Regions from separate parts of the Mus musculus genome. Here region 2 is linked to region 1. A link is a loop called in an ENCODE intact Hi-C map of the cell type or tissue named here. Cell type or tissue: left cerebral cortex. All regions are shown on one strand.

Region 1 (8,000 bases):
CACACAAAACCAGCCAAAACAAGCTGGGGTGGTGTCGCATGCCTTTAATCCCAGCACTTGGGAGGCAGAGGCAGGCAGATTTCTGAGTTCGAGGCTAGCCTGGTCTACAAAGTGAGTTCCAGGACAGCCAGGGCTACACAGAGAAACCCTGTCTCAAAAAACCAAAACCAGCCAGTACAATTGGGTAAATGTCAGGACTCTAATGATCATAATTTCAACAAACCAACCACTTGTTTTTTTGAAACAGGGTCTTCCTATGAACCTAGCCTTTAACTCACAGCAATGCTTCTGCCTCACTCTCCTGAATGCTGGGGTTATAGGTATGAGCTTACGCTCCCCTAAAGAGCTAGTGGTCAGTCTCTGTTGTTCAATGCTGTATTCATTTCCACCATGGAGGAAGGCTGCAGCAGCCTTTCCCACCTACCAAGACTCTACATCAAGTTTATAGTGATTGTCTGCCACTCAAGGAATAAAGTCGAGCTCTGAAGACAATCCCGACATGTTGATTTAAGTTGGTGCTGCCGAGCCTTCGCTGACAAGAATTAGTATTTGAGATGGTGGAATCATATTCATGGAAATCAAAAGATTAGAAGTTGTTTGGCCATCTATTTTGGCTCATGCCGTGGTAGGGGATCTGCCTCTTCTTTAAATTGAGTAGTTTTAAAAATCTAATCTGGAAAATGTTATTCAAAGAATGCTTCCTTATTTGTGTTTTAAAAGACTCGAAACAAGAAAATTTGCTCCAAATAAATGGCATTTTGGCAGGGTTTTTTTTTTTTTCACTCAAGTTTAAGTAACACTTTGCTCTTTTAAAGTACACATGTGAAAATTTTTAACACTAGGTCAATGAGAAGGCTCAGTGGCTAAAGGTACCTGCTAACAAGCCTGAAGCCCTGCGTTCAGTTTCCAGGATCCACTTGATGGGAGGAGAGGGCCAACTCCTGCAAACTAATCCTCTGACTTCACTTGTACACAGGCCCCTGTGCCCCTGTGCTCTTGCATGCACACACAATAAATAAGGTGTAATAAAATTTAAAACCATTGATAATTATCCCCAAAATTCTGGGGCACCATTAGTTAATTCATTAACTTAATTAACAGTTACAGGTTAATTAATTTTGAAACCTTTGTTACATTTGAGTGACATTTGTATTCTTTATAAGTACTTGTATCATTTCAAAGTGATGTTTAATAAAAAGATTTAGCTCCTAGATTGCAGACAGTAAAAGCTGTTTGGCTCAATAGCTTCTAAAAATCAAAAAAGTCTTCATTTTAAAAAAAATGTTCATACCAGACCTGGTGTGTAGCCAGACATGTCTGTGACTCCAGAGCAAGGGAGGTTGAGGCAGGAAGATCTGAGCTAAAGCCAGCCTGAGCTACCCCGTGATCACCTGCCTCAAGCACAGCCTGAGAGCATTTGCCTAACACGGGAAAAGCCCTGGGTTCAATTCCCAGCACTGCAAAATGTTGTGTTCATATTATTACAGAGCACTTAAAATTTGTCTTTAGGTATGTAGGTACTGAGGTCCACTGGGCACTGAGTGTCAGAATCTATTTAATTTTGCTGTTGTTTGAGACATGGCCTCTCTCACCATGCAGCCCCAGCTGGCCTGGAGCTCACAGAGATCTGTTTAGGCTCACAAGCACGCGCCACTGCACCCAGCACGTTCTCAGTTCAGCGTTGTCTAAATTGGTTAAACTGATAGCACCATTTCACAGCATCTTTGGGCCTGTTGAATGAAGCGGTAGTTCTCCAGCTCTTAAAAGCAAAGGATTTTCATCTTGACATACACTAAGCTACGGGTACCGGGGGCGAGACTGTCGCAATAACTTGTACTTGCTCCCGACCGGGGAGACCGTGTACTTCATTGCGTCTGTCGTGGTGCTTTACAATGTGGAGGAGCAGCTGCAGAGGCATTACGCGGGCCACAACGATGACGTCAAGTGGTGAGTCCCCACAGACAGGTCGGCAGGACATAGGTGAACTAGCCTTAGCCAAAAGAATTCAGCATCAGGGCACAAGCCAGGGGTGGGGTGGTGCAGGGCTCTGAAGGTGCAAAGCTCTTCTTTCTATTCGCCGTGTTGTCTTTGGGCTCCCTAATTCTGCTCTCTGTGCTTCTATGTGACCAGATTATCTGAGGGAAAAAGCTTCAGGAAGCTTTCTTAACATCCTGAATGTTAAAGACTTCAAATTGGGTCTCTAAGTTTAGAAAAACGTGCTTTGTGTGCAATGGCAGTGGTGGGCGGGGCCTGGGTGGTGGGCGGGGCCGGGCCGGGGCGCAGTAATTTAAAAAAAGAAAAAGAAAAATTTATAAAGTTTAAGAAAAAAAGTTTAGGCCGGGCGTGGTGGCACACACCTTTAATCCCAGCACTCGGGAGGCAGAGGCAAGCAGATTTCTGAGTTCGAGGCCAGACTGGTCTACAGAGTGAGTTCCAGGACAGCCAGGGCTATACAGAGAAACCCTGCCTCGAAAAATGAAAACGTGCTTTGCTGTGTACATAGGTCTGAGTCTGGCATGCCTATGGATCATAGTATAGCTTAGGGAAGACCTTGCAGTGGGTAGATGGGTTTGTGGTCCTACTGACATGAGACGTCTTTCCTAATTAACACACCCAAAAATGACTTGTAGAAAAGGGTGGCGACTAAGTCAGTGGTTCTGAGAAGGAAATGCTATTTTCCCAACAAAGGATGCCTTTCCTTAAGGTTGGAAGTTCCCGAAAGGAAATCGGGCATTCTGATGAATGAAATAGCATTTGCTGGCTAAGGTAGTTGGGGTGAGTCTGTTAGAAGCTAGGCAGTGTGGATTTCTTATGTTTAAACTTTTGGAAGATTGTAGAAGTAAAGTGCACCTTTGTGTGGGGTTGTCTGATAATTATCCTTATTTTAGCCTAGCGGTCCATCCTGACAGGATCACCATAGCAACGGGACAAGTGGCGGGCACATCTAAGGATGGAAAGGTGAGGTTTCCTCCTTGTCTTTCTGACTTTGATAAAGACCTGGCGACAACCTCCTGGCGACATTGCTGATGATGAGTCTGCCTGGTCGTTGTAGTCACAGCATTTGAGAACCATTGGGTCCTCACCAGGGGCTCTCACTGCAAACTGAATGTTCCATCGTGACCTAAGCCCCACCCTGAGCTTCCTCATAACTTCAGCCAGTTTTAAAATAGCATTGCTGCTGGTTGGGATGGCACACATCTTTAACGCCAGAGTTCAGGAGGCAGAGACAGGCAGGTCTGTGGGCTCTGTAACAGGACACTGTCTTTAAAAATAACATACAGCAGCCACAACACATTAAAATCGCATTGTCTTATCAAAGAATCGATCAGTTCCTGAAATCCTTATCTCCATACATGATCAACACGAAAATATACCAATCTAAGCAGCAGAGTTAAAATCACCAAGTAACCATATGTTATGGGATGTCCTTGACTGTGGGTGCCTGCCAGTCATTTCTTCAGTGGGTGGACTTTATGCCTTGTGCTGATCACAGAGGCTCCTGGGAGCTTCAGGCAGACAGACTGCAGACGCTTTAACAAGGCTTCAGTCTGGCTTGGAAGGAAGGAGGTGAGGAACCTGACAAATAGGAGACGTCCAAGCTGGCATCCACGAGTGACTGTCATGTTTTATCAAAACTCTCACAGCCTCTTAAGTCCCTGTTTGTACAGCTTTGTCCCGGTGTGAAGCTAATCAGGACAGGAACCTCCATTTTTTTTTATCAATGTGTATCTGCCTAGAAACTGCTCTCTTATCTGAACAGATGTTTTCATGATACCAAATTTTAGCTGTTGGTTTCATGCTGTTCTCTATGAGTGTTCCACACTTGCAAAGATCGATAACAGAAGCCAGGCTGCTGTTATGTAAACTCACATAAGGAGCAGTTGTTCATGTTTTAAAAAGAAGGAAACCCTGGAAGAACTCTTTGAAATTAGAAACTGTTTCTTCCGCCCTCTAGTGGCACGAAAGTGTATTTCCATTTTTGGCATCCTGATTGAATCCTTACTATAGAACTAGAGAGAGATTTACAGCTGTCTGAGTAGACTTTTTGACCTGTGAAGAAACCTAGAGAGACCACATGCTGGTGTCTGGTGCCTGGCAACTGGCTATTTGGGGACAAGGCTAAACAAGAGCAAGGTTTGCCTATCACTTGCCTGCCAGCCGGCACAAATCCAAACCCTTTCGCGATGATGGATCTGTTGACTGCACTGTGGTGCTATTTGGTGAAATGTCGTTTCTAAAATTTAGAGAAATGCAAATATACAAAAGGCGTGTCTGTTCCTCTGGTATGGGTGTTGGAGAGTGGATAGTCAAAGTTTAAAACTTGAGAGCCTTCTCCCGACATCTCCATGGTTCACGGGCCTAGAGTTTCCTTAGGTCACTGCGAATGTTTTCATTGAGTTGAGTCCTCAGATACAGAAAAAAGACTTTGTTTGGCAAAACCGAAGTCACTGTCAAAATAATTTTATGGTTCCAAGGTAAAGAGAAGTAATTACCCAACAGTCACAAATGATGGCTGTGTTCTTTTCAAACAGCAACTGCCACCACATGTGCGCATCTGGGACTCTGTGACACTGAACACTCTGCATGTCATTGGAATAGGCTTTTTTGACCGGGCTGTCACCTGCATCGCATTCTCAAAGTCTGTAAGTATGAGAATGTACAGGGACACATTTCCGACCAAACATTTCTAGCCACCAGGCTTCCAGCCTTTCTCAAGGCATGCTAGCCCAACACACCCATCCTCGAGCCACTCGCTCGTCCGTGTACGCATCCTCACATCAGATGTCCCTGTTTGTGTGATATTCTTGTGCTTTGCTCTGCATATAATCCTAAAACAGCCGTGGGCCTGGCCAGGAAAGCCGGCCTCAAGAACAATGGAGTATGCATTCCTCATCTCTGGTATAATGGACCCTTGGTGTGTGTTGGGGGTGGGATGTGCAGGCAGGTGGGGGGTGAGCGTGCATGTGCGTTCATGCAGAGGCTGCAGTCAACCTCTCCTGTTGTTCTTTACCTTGACTTTGAGACAGCGTCTCTCACTGAGACCTGGGCTCTCTGTTTAAGCCAGGGCAGTTGGCTAGAAAGCTCTAAGCATCTGCCTGCCTCTGCATCCCAGTGTTGCCATTAGAGTGCACACCACCACAGCCCAGCTGCGGGTCCTGGGGATCGAACTTGGGTCCTCAGGCTTGTGCGGCAAGCTCTTTACCAGCTAGGCTCTTTACCTAGCTCTGTAATGAGCTCTTAATTAAAAGTAAAATAATCAGGGATAGAGAGATGGTTAAGAATACTGGCCTTCCAAAGGACTCGGGATCGATTCCCAGCACATACATGGCAGCTCACAGCTGTCTGTAACTCTAGTTTCAGGGGATCTGACACTCTAATACAGAAATATATGCAGGCAAACACCAATGCACATTTTTTTTTAAAAAAAGTAATCCCCAGGCGGTGGTGGCGCACACCTTTAGTTCCAGCACTGGGGAGGCAGAGGCAGGCAGATCTCTATGAGTTCGAGGCCAGCTTGGTCTACAGAGCTAGTTCTAGGACAGCCAGGGCTACTTTCACAAAGAAACCCTGTTTCAAAAAAACAAAACCAAACCAAACCAAAAGTAAAATCAACGCTCATTTTTAATCGTGTTGGTCCCACTTGGGTCTCAGTGCAGTCTTCCTGCGAATCACTTTTTCTTGGCAGAACGGAGGAGGCCATCTCTGTGCTGTGGATGATTCCAACGATCACGTGCTGTCCGTGTGGGATTGGCAGAAAGAAGAGAGACTGGCCGACGTGAAGGTTCGCATGAGCCACTTACTGTGATGTCCCACAGGGCACTGCCTGCACAGCCAGCAGGCTCCAGGGCCACCCACAGTCCCCACCCCCATGAGACCCTGCCTAAGACCTGCCAGGGTCTGTGGAACTCTTCGTTTTCCTTATTTCATAGTGCAAGCCTAATTTTAATTATTTTAATCATTTGATTTAATTAATTTTAGACAACCAGTCACTTCTTTGCTGGCTTTTATTCATATAACAAACCCAGGAAACCACTATGTGCTGGGCTGCCACCCGTGAGGAGGGCTGGAGGTGGTCAATGCTTGAGGCATGCTCAAGACCAGCCACTCTGTGGGACTGCAGGAGACATGGATACCAGCACCCCTGAGGTCGGGACTCTGCCTCAAGTCAACTTCACCCAAAACATTGAATTGACACACCTATAGTTCTCTCAATGCTCCCTTCTGTCAAGAGCACCCCTGGATTCCTATTTTCATAGATCCCACTTCTCGTTTCTCCTCTTGGCATCTGTCGGCCTCGGTTAACCTGACTTATGCAACCCCAGGGAAACTATCAGCCAGCCTTCTTTGCTCAAACAGCCTTACGGGAGGTTGCTCTCAGAAAGCCTTAGCTACCCAGCTTTCTGTCTAGTGTCTGGGATGCAGACAGGTGTTCTAATCGGATGTGTCTCCTGGCCTGACATTCTGTCTTCTAACATTGCCAACAGAGATGTATGTTGTTCACCCCTTGTGCCAGGTTAGAAGCAGCCAGGGGCAGAGGACCAGCCGGGATTAAGAACATAGAATTGAATCATTACATAGAAGCAACAGTCAGGGATTAGATGCGACAGACCAGGACACCAATCCTGGAAGTCAGAATATGGATTGAGCTCTGCTAGAGCAGCTGCCAGAGAGCCACCTCATGGGACCCCAAACTGACTTAGGTCGTTGATGCAGAAGCAGAAGCAAGAGAAGTGGGGGACCTGGCAGCCACAGTAAGGCAGGCTCACAGGGCTGCGGTACATGCAGAGTCCTGGGTCCTTCATAGGGACCCCAGTCACTAGAAAGGGGGAGGGGGTGTGACACCTGGATGTCACCACCCAAGGAGTGACCCCAGTGCTCAGCTAGTTGCAAAGCTGCCTTCTTGGTCCTTGTTGACATCTGGCTTCCAGCCACACAGCAGAAAACAAAGAAGAAAACTGGCAGCAGCCAGAATAACCGGGAAGGTGAAGTCGGTGGGGCTTGAGAGACTCAGTGCCCCACTCGAACAGTTTTGTTAAGCATCCTAAGAGGCCTGCGGCATTTGATGCTCTGCTTTGCTTTGTCTTAAAGTGTTCGAACGAAGCGGTATTTGCGGCGGACTTCCACCCCACAGACACCAATATCATAGTCACCTGCGGGAAGTCACATCTCTACTTTTGGACCCTAGAAGGAAATTCCCTTAACAAGAAGCAAGGGTTGTTTGAGGTAAACTGTGCCTGCCATTTCAGTTTTCCTGCATGGCACCTGGGAGGGGCTGGGTTATAAGGGAGCGCTGAGATACTTCAGTCTTAGTGATTGTTTTAGTGATAAATATGAAGGTGTAGATAAAAAGGTGCTCCCTTGGGGTTCCCCGTACAGTTGGGAAGTCCTCCGGTCTTGAGGATCTCCCCAGTAATAAAATGGAGATGGAGGTCCAGACCTCCTGGTGGGGCAGCTAGCTGCAAGGAGCCTGCATATGGGCACTGGTTGCTAGGGACTGGCAACCTGGCTTTGCTAAGGTAGACAGGACCCTGTCCATCATTCTATGCTTGACAGCATAGCCCCTCCCTTATGTCCCCCTTACCACCACCCTGCTTAAACTCTCTGCAGCTTTGGGCTTCATTCCCCAGCCATTGAGTTGTCCGGAATTTCTTTCTCCTAGAACAAGTACTCTGGAAGAACATGTCTCCTGACGGTACATAAAACTAAAAACTCCCAACTCCAGAGGCTGGCGTGGTCCAGCTGGAGTTGCTGGGACTCTAACTTAACACAAATAAAAGGCTGTCTTCGGTAAATAACATTCCCACACTTACTCATTACATTCCACAGAAACAAGAGAAGCCAAAGTTTGTTCTCTGCGTGACGTTTTCTGAAAATGGCGACACCATTACTGGAGATTCAAGCGGCAACATCTTGGTGTGGGGGAAAGGTAATGAGCAGTTCTCCTAAAGCCATTCAATGTCTTTGGTAATGCGGTGACTAAGACATTGGCGGTGGGGTTT
Region 2 (8,000 bases), 78 kb before region 1:
TATGCATGAGTGTTTGTGCCTGCCTTGCATGTGGATGGAGACTAGCGGACAGCTTGCAGAGACTGACTCTCTCCTTCCACTGTGTGGGTTCAGGGAACTGAGCTCAGGTCATCAGGCTTAATGGCAGTTACCTTTACCAACTGAGCCATCTCAGCAGCCCCCTTATTAATCATCTTAGTCACTTCTGATGTCGGTAATACCGGTGGCTGTCTCTTAGCTATGACTTCTGGTCAGTTTTTCGAAATGACTAAAACTTTAAAAGTTCTAGCTGGATCTAGGAACTCCGGAGGAACCACCTGGACACTGAGGCATCTCCAAGCCCGTGTTAAACTTTCACACATTCTCTCTCATGCGATGGCAGAGCTCTGACTTAGAAGGATAGGGTAGGGTCCCTGGTGGCAAATCAAAAGGGAAAGCCTGCGTGGGAGTGTGAGGGTGCGTGCCCTGCCCATGGGAGGATGCCTAATTGCCGCACGGGCCCTCCACCCAGCGAGAAGCCCATTTTATAAGTAACCACAAGCATTTATGACATTATAAACAAGCCAAGTGCTTGGAGTGGGGGAAAAAACCCTAAATTGTGTTTTAAAAGCTATCACTAATCATATAGAATTTATTTCTGAGATTATGAGAGTCCCTTTCACACATATTTTTAAATTTAAAAGAAGTAGTTGGGATGTATGTCGAAGAAAAGAGAAATAACACCTGCTGTAGGAGTTTCTTCATGCCCTGAAGCTAGTAGCCTCAAAATTTGCATTGCTGAGGACACAGAAAACGGCTCCAAGCCTCGCGCGTTCTGAAGGCGTTCCCTCCAGTGACTCAGTCTGCTCTATTTTGTAATTAGAAGTTTTTCTTTAATGAACTATTAGTTGTCCTTTTTAAAATCTTGGATCAGCCAGGAGAAAGAGGGCAGGTTCTAGTATTGGGGAAATGGTCTAAACGCTTTCAGAAAGATTGCTAATAAAAAGGGGGTAAAGCCTCTTATATGCTCTTATGACCATCGATGATGGAAACCTCCCATGGCCTGACATCTGACAAGCACATTTCCTATCCTGCTGGGAGCATGGCTCTTTCCATACAGACTGGGGAGTCTTCACTTCAGTCAGCACAAAGTATATGTCCTCTAAACAAATGATTTTTGGGAGGAGACTTTTATTTGTTTTTTTTTTCCTAAGAGCATAGCATTTATTACTTATTTAAGAACCAGGTACAGGAGGCTGGAGAGATCACTCAACGGTTAAGAGCACCAGCTGCTCTTCCAGAGTACCAGGGTTCAATTCCCGGCACCCACATGGCAGTTCCTGACTGTCTGTAACTCCAATTCCAGGGCTTCTGATTCTCTCACATATATGCTCACATACATACATATAGGCACAACATCATTGCACATAAAATAGAGATAAATAATTTGCTTTTAACAACAACAACAACAACAAAGAATCAGGTACAAGGTGGGTGTACACTCCCTGTAATCCCAGTGGAAGGTAGGGCATCCAGGAGTTTAATATTGTCTGTACCCAGCGAGCTCAAACAGCCTCAGCTGTGAGATCCTACCTTACCACCTCCATTCCCACACCCATTCTCCACCTGCAAAAAAACCCCAGGTAGACACACTTCTGGCTTTATTTATTCAGAACTCTACCTTTCTTTAAAAACACATGTGGAGTGGAAAACCATATGTTTGCCGTGTTCTCCTAGGCCGCTGGTGGTCATCCTTCTTTATTCTGCTAGCTTTTTGGAAAATATTTAAACTCTTGGCCTTGAATAACGACTCTTACAGGAGCAATCTGGCTTACAATATATATGATGGCTGAAGGCCCAGCCCACCACGACCCAAGCCTGGGGGCTTCTCATGGGACACTTCTTTCAGGGGGCTTTGTAGTCAGAGGGAGGGGGAACCAGCTGGAGGCCACAGGTCCCTAAGGATGCTGACTGTATTGGGGTACAGTCCTGGACAGATGGTGTACTTTGCTCTGTACACCCTTTGTAGAGGATACTGCCTCTGGAGTGCAGTTGAGGGTTCCCAGCTGTGGCCTTTCAGGCAGCACAAAGCTACTCTGGAGAAGGCTTAAAAGCTATTTGGTAAACTAAGCTGGTTTCCGGTGAACACCTACAGTAGGCTGAGGGCAATGTAGAGTTGGGAGATGGCTCAGTGGGTAAAGTGCTGGCCATTCAAACAAGAGGACGAGGATTTGGATCCTCAGCACCTATATCCAAAGCCAGGGACAGCAGTCTGTATCTATAGCCCACCCCAGCACTGGGGAGCAGAGGCAGGAGGGCCTTGCTAACCACCAGTCTAAGTAAAATCCAGGTTCAGTGAGAGGTCCTGTCGCAAAAAGAAAGTGGGGAGCAACTGAGAAAGACCCCGGATCTCTGCTCCAGCCCCACACATGCACAGACACAGACACGTACACATATAATACTCACACATACACAGACAGGTGCACACATTTAACACGCTTATGCACAGACACGGACACGTATACACAGAACTCACACATGCGCAGTCATGGACACATAAAACACACAACTGTGTGCAACACACACACATATACATGTGCACAGACATGGACTCGTACATGCATAACACACACAACGAAATGTTCACTGCGTGACCCCTCTAGACATGGAAGGCTTTGTGTTCTCAGCTCGGTCTTTGCCTGTTTGGTTTGAAGGGTCTTCCCTATCTACTCCTCCAGACTCCGCCCTCAGCCCCCTCCATCCAGTCTTTGTGTATTCTACAAGAATGTAGGCCCCAACTGTGCACATTGTCACACTGTTCTCAGGCTCCAGTGACCCGCTGGGCCCTCTTGCCCTGCCCTTTAGGAAGCCCTACTGTGCTCATCAGTAGTAAAATGTCAACATCTTTTTTTTTTTTTTTTTTTTTTTCAGTTACTTAGTGACCACAAAACAGCTTGTGCTAAGCCCACTAAGGAACTATGGGAGAGTGCTGCAGGTGTTAGGGTGTCAGGGCACTCAGGAAAACTTGGCTGATCTTTCCAACCCACTCACTGCCCGCCAGTGGGCAGGAGGCAGGAAGGACAATCCAGACCTGGGAAAGCCGCAGGAAGCTCAGAGTGAAGAGTAGAGATACAGGAGGATGGAGTGAGGCCGAGGCAGGGGAATGACCTGAACAAACTTTCAGCTGTCCTTTTCTTTCTTATTTTAGATAGAGATTTCTGTATTTTGCTCATACAGGCCTTGAACTTCAGCCCCAGTGTAATCCTCCTCGTCTTTATCAATGGCCGTCACCTCTTCTGGGTAGATATTTAGCTCTGAAAGGTCGCTGTCAGTGGTGCAGAGGGTAGTCTGGAAGAGCAAGCAAAAGTGGATATGGGAACCAGAGGCTGAAATCCAAGGAGAGGCTGTGGCAATTTATGCAGGGTGTGTGTGGGGTTCAGGAGAGACCGTGGGTGACAGCATCTGCACTTGGGGAGGGAGCTGGAACAGTACCTGGGCTTGCGGCTCCTCTAAGGTGGAGACAGGAGACAGATGGACGAGCAGAGAACAGGGTCACTGTTGGTCTGTGAGGGACTTGGATGTGAATCCGAGGTGCTGAGCAGACCAGGCCAAAGGATCTGGAGCCTCAAGGTGCCAGGATGGGAGCTGGCACTTTGCCAGCCATCAGCACCAGCAGTAATTACATCACCACCTAGAGAGCTCGAGACACTGGAGTGCCCTTTCTCAGTGACAGAAGCCTGCAACTCCTCTCTCTCTGTCTCTTTGGCATCCAAGATCCTCCAGGGCGTGCACTTAGCATTCCTGGATCCTTAGGGCTCCTCCACCTACTGTGCCTTGGCTCCCTGGTAGGTAAGGTGCCCTGCCTGATTTATGCTCTTCCCAGTTTGGTTCTCTGGGTCTTCTGTGCAGTGCCTGGCACAGAATGGGTTTCCTGGAGAGTGTTCACTGGGTCTATACAGGGCCGGCACGTCTTACTGTGAGACGCGAGATCCTGTACACATTTAGTAATCCTCCCTCCCTGGGGAGCGGGTGAGTGCGCATGGACACTTGGAAGACAAACCCAGCAATCGTGAATGAGGGACCGTGAGTGGTGGGTCTGACCGAGTCAGACGTCTCCAGCACTCTCATACAGAAGCGCGCTAGCTGGACACTCACTTACTAAGTAGAAGCATTCGCTGAAAGCATATGGTGGTTAGCAGTCTTAGCACGTTATTTCCTGCCAGAGTAACTGACATAATGAAGTCGCTCTTGGCAAAGTCAGAATTTTTAGCAGTAAAAAGGATTTGACTTAAATACCACCCCGCAAAGAAATTACATAACAAGAATTTTAACACTCCTAAGGAAATTATGCTTCAGTTGGGAAGTGATTGGATGGAGTTGGGCTCTCTCTCTCTCTCTTTCATGCTATATAGGGTTTACAAGGTGTTTTAGCCCCAGTTGTAGGCATCCCTGTTGGGACGGCTAAGCAATAGCACTTAGAGCTGATCATCATCTCTGGAGTGGCTTCGCAAGCACACCACACCCATAGTGAAACGCACTCGGCTGCCGCTCCCCAGGGAGGGTGAAGATCTAATGGGGGCTCGGCCGGCTGGGGAGGTTGGCAGGGCTTCAGACGGTCAGTGCCGTGGGGAGGAACAGAGTATGCACTCATGGCTCCCCAACTCCAAAATCTGCTTGCTGGGCTTCTTTCCTGCTTCAGTGGAATAAAAAATGTGTTCAGACTTCGTTTCATGCTTAATTTTATCTAACACCACAGAGTGACTGTTTCCCAAGTAGAGGTTGGCATTTGGAAGATAGGAACCATGTTCTCTTTATCCAGCAGAGAGTGTGTGCTCGTGTGTGTGTGTGTGTGTGTGTGTGTGTGTGTGTGTGTGTAGGTTTAGCAGAGCAAGAGAGAGCAGTCCCCCTGTTGTGGAGTGTGTCCCTAATCATCAGGAGTTGGTTTGTGCACTTTGCATGTATTTCCTTGGTTGATTCTGACAACAGGGCTCCGGAGTGGCTACTCTGTGTCCATTTTGTTGATGAGGAAACAGGGCCAACATTTTAAGGAATTTGTTGGAGGTTAAGTTCAGAGACTAGGGTTTGAACCCAGGCATTCTGGCTCCAGTGCTTGGGCCATACTGAATAGTAGGTTATGTTGGATAAAGGTGGGTCCGGAGACAGAATGGCTGTAGTCAGGAAGGGGGATGAGGAGGCAGCTTGAGTTTGGCCCTGGCCTGTGGGATAGTTGGTGCTCACCTTAGTCGGCCAGCTCTGCTTGCCTGTCACCTGGTGAGCTGCCACAGGTCTTGGTACAAGTGTCATTATTGCTGAAGCCTGGATATGGATAGTGTTGGGCACGCCCGTTCCCAAGGCTTCGTGTGCTGAAATTCAATATGGGAAGGTGATCCAATGGTGGTGATTAGAGGTGGGGACTTAGAATTAGCTGTGGTTGTTAGTTGGAGTCCTGTAATTGAATCTTAAGAAGAGGAATGCCAGAAGGGAGGGACACACACCACACTTAACACACGCACACACATCATTTACCACACACACTTCTCTACATGAATACACACACACTTCATACTACACACACACATACATACACACACATACCACATATCATATATACATACATGTATACATATACCATGTACTACACACACATACATAACACATACCTCATATCATACACACTTATATACATGCATACTCACACCATGTAGTACACATACATATACATACATACACATACCACACATACATGCAAATACACATATACTACATCCCACACACTTACATACATACATACACACATTATACCTGCCAGCTCTTGTCTCATCCCATGATGCTCTAGGCTGCCTTGGGTCTCTGCCTACCAGAGGCCATCACTGTGTGGAGTCCCTCAATCTTGGACCTCCAGATTGTGAATCAAAATACCCTTTTTTCTTGATAACTTATGTGAAGGTGTTTATGGTGGTATGTCTTGGTAACAGAAAACCAGTGAAGACAACTGATATCACATATTTTTTTTCTTATTGCTGTTTGTTTTTAAATTATACTTCATCACACTTTTAAAAACAGAAGCCTTACTTATGTCTGAATTCTAAGATGTCTTACAGCTTGAGCCTTAGGAAGTGCCCAGGCTCAGCATCTCACTTAGCATCTCTGAGCTTCCTTCTGCCTCACGGCTCAGTGGGGCAGCCTTTCCTCCCAGAAATCCTTGCACCCAACCACTTGTACTTTCAGAAGTTTCTGAACATGGCTGGCTGTCTTACACATATTCTTTCTTACTATAACCCTGTCCCAGCCCCTCTCCTCATACTTCAGAGCCCACTGCACACCATGGGGACCGGATGTAAGTCAGCGCAGCTGACTTGGTGTGCACGCTAACCCCGAGCCAGACCAGGACCTCCTGGAGGACAGACAGCGGTCTGTGTCAGCCACTGTGTGGCCAAGATCTGCTTGCCCAGCCAGAGTGAATCTTCTCAGAGTGGAAATACTAAGCGGGAGCTTTAATCTTCTTAGAAAGCTTTAGCATCCTGGGCTCTGTAGCTCTGTGCAGAGCAAGCACTTGCCATGTGTGAGGGTCTGGCTTCCACACCCCATCCCAAATAAACAAAAAGGAAGGGACAGACTGTGGCTCAGGGTGCCTGCCTGGTATGTGGGGCGCCTTTGATTTAATCCTCAGTGCTGCCAAAGAACACTACAGTAGGATGGCTTGCGTCAGACACTGCTGTCGCCTCTGTAGCTGTGTGTGGAAGCTTCCGTTACCACTTCCAACTTGTTCTATTAACCTTCCGACTTTCCTTAGCCTAGAAAAACATAATCATGGGAAGACACATGTGACATAGAATGCTCCGCCTTAACCATGTTTGAGTATGTAGATCAGAGACAAGAGTTCATCCAGGACCTGTCCATGGAGCTCTGTTTCTCGTTCCAAGGGAAAACTCTGAAAAGTCCCTCTCCACAGGATGCGGCCCTGCTCTCCTTCCCTCCCCCTGCCCCCTATGGTGGCCGTTCTACTTGGTCACTGTGACTTTAAACACTTAGGAACCCCAGCTGAGCACAATCGTGCACCTCTGTCTTTCTGTAAATGGTTCCCTCCGGGACCCTTTTGAGAAACAATGGTCTCCTGAAGTCATGGGATTCCAGACCTAATGTCTAACTAATGATTCAGAGTCCGGTGTGGAGTGGGATAAACACCCATGTGTTCCAGCTGTCACACGCCACAAGCACGTGAACTAGACCACACGCACTAGCTCACGCGCACTAGCTCACACGCCACGCTCTAGGAGCCTTTGCCCGGCCTACACAAGTCTGCAGTTTCACCTCTGGATTCTGAGTGCTAAATGAGCTTCGTCTTCCAACTAGGGCCAGGGTGTGCTCACACTCAAGAACAGCACAGGACATCGGGATGCTGGCTCTGAGACCAGCCTGTCTTGTCCAGCCATCTAGGAATCCTGAATCTTCTGGGTTAAGCAGAGGAGAGACAGGCATATGTGCTGGGCTGGGAATTGGGGGTTGGAGGACAGAGATTTAAGCAGTTTAGAGAGCTGACGAGGGGCGCATGTTTGCTAAAGAGTCCCGTAACATCTGCTTTCAGATCCAGTAGCTTACATTCTCTCTGCACTAGCTCAGATACTAAGAAAGGAAACAGCAGATGCAGGGCCCGGGACGAGGGAGGATCTGGCTGCAGTCTTGGAATATCTCTGAGTTTTTCTCTCTTTCTCTGTCTTTTTTTTTTTTTTTTTCCTATGATTGCTTTTGCACGTTTGGCACAATTTTCTGACACGAACGCCTGATTGGGGCTTCCAATTTCCAGGGCCATTTAAAGAGATAAGCAAGCAAAAGCTGCGCGTGCTTTGAAGCAATAATCCTTGGAAATGAGCACAAAAGACGACGTGCGTTCTGTCTAGAACGTTCTCTGGAACTGACAACAGATAACTTTTCCAGAGGCTGGGAGCACAGTCTATGCAGATAGACAGAGCTCACTCAGTCTGTCTAGGCTTTGTCTGATGCTGTTGAGATGGCGAACTGGCTTATTTTTCCTGATCTCACAA

The links. A loop is a pair of places that touch in the nucleus more often than their neighbours do. Peaks named below come from ENCODE experiments on the same cell type or tissue, not always from the same donor. Only the 100,000 strongest peaks of a DNase experiment are listed, where the experiment ranks them.
Region 2: it touches region 1 in a loop (9-fold over the local background); 1 of 42 quality-filtered maps calls a loop at or near these places.

The regions. Positions count from the first base shown.
Region 1 is chr12:108,507,289-108,515,288 of GRCm38, forward strand. Eml1 (echinoderm microtubule associated protein like 1) reads left to right here. Exons shown (of 22, transcript NM_001043335.1): 7 at 1,798-1,947; 8 at 2,889-2,958; 9 at 4,533-4,643; 10 at 5,687-5,782; 11 at 7,090-7,224; 12 at 7,828-7,927. Among named protein-coding and RNA genes, the nearest start is that of Evl, 43 kb to the right of the region's middle. In left cerebral cortex, a CTCF peak has its summit at 3,952 (motif pointing left); DNase peaks (open chromatin) are centred at 1,830, 3,480 and 3,907; H3K27ac peaks cover 1,426 bases.
Region 2 is chr12:108,429,162-108,437,161 of GRCm38, forward strand. The region is part of intron 1 of Eml1 (echinoderm microtubule associated protein like 1); the gene reads left to right. Among named protein-coding and RNA genes, the nearest start is that of Eml1, 10 kb to the left of the region's middle. In left cerebral cortex, no CTCF peak of the experiment used is centred here; DNase peaks (open chromatin) are centred at 3,494, 4,151, 6,636 and 7,611; H3K27ac peaks cover 3,662 bases.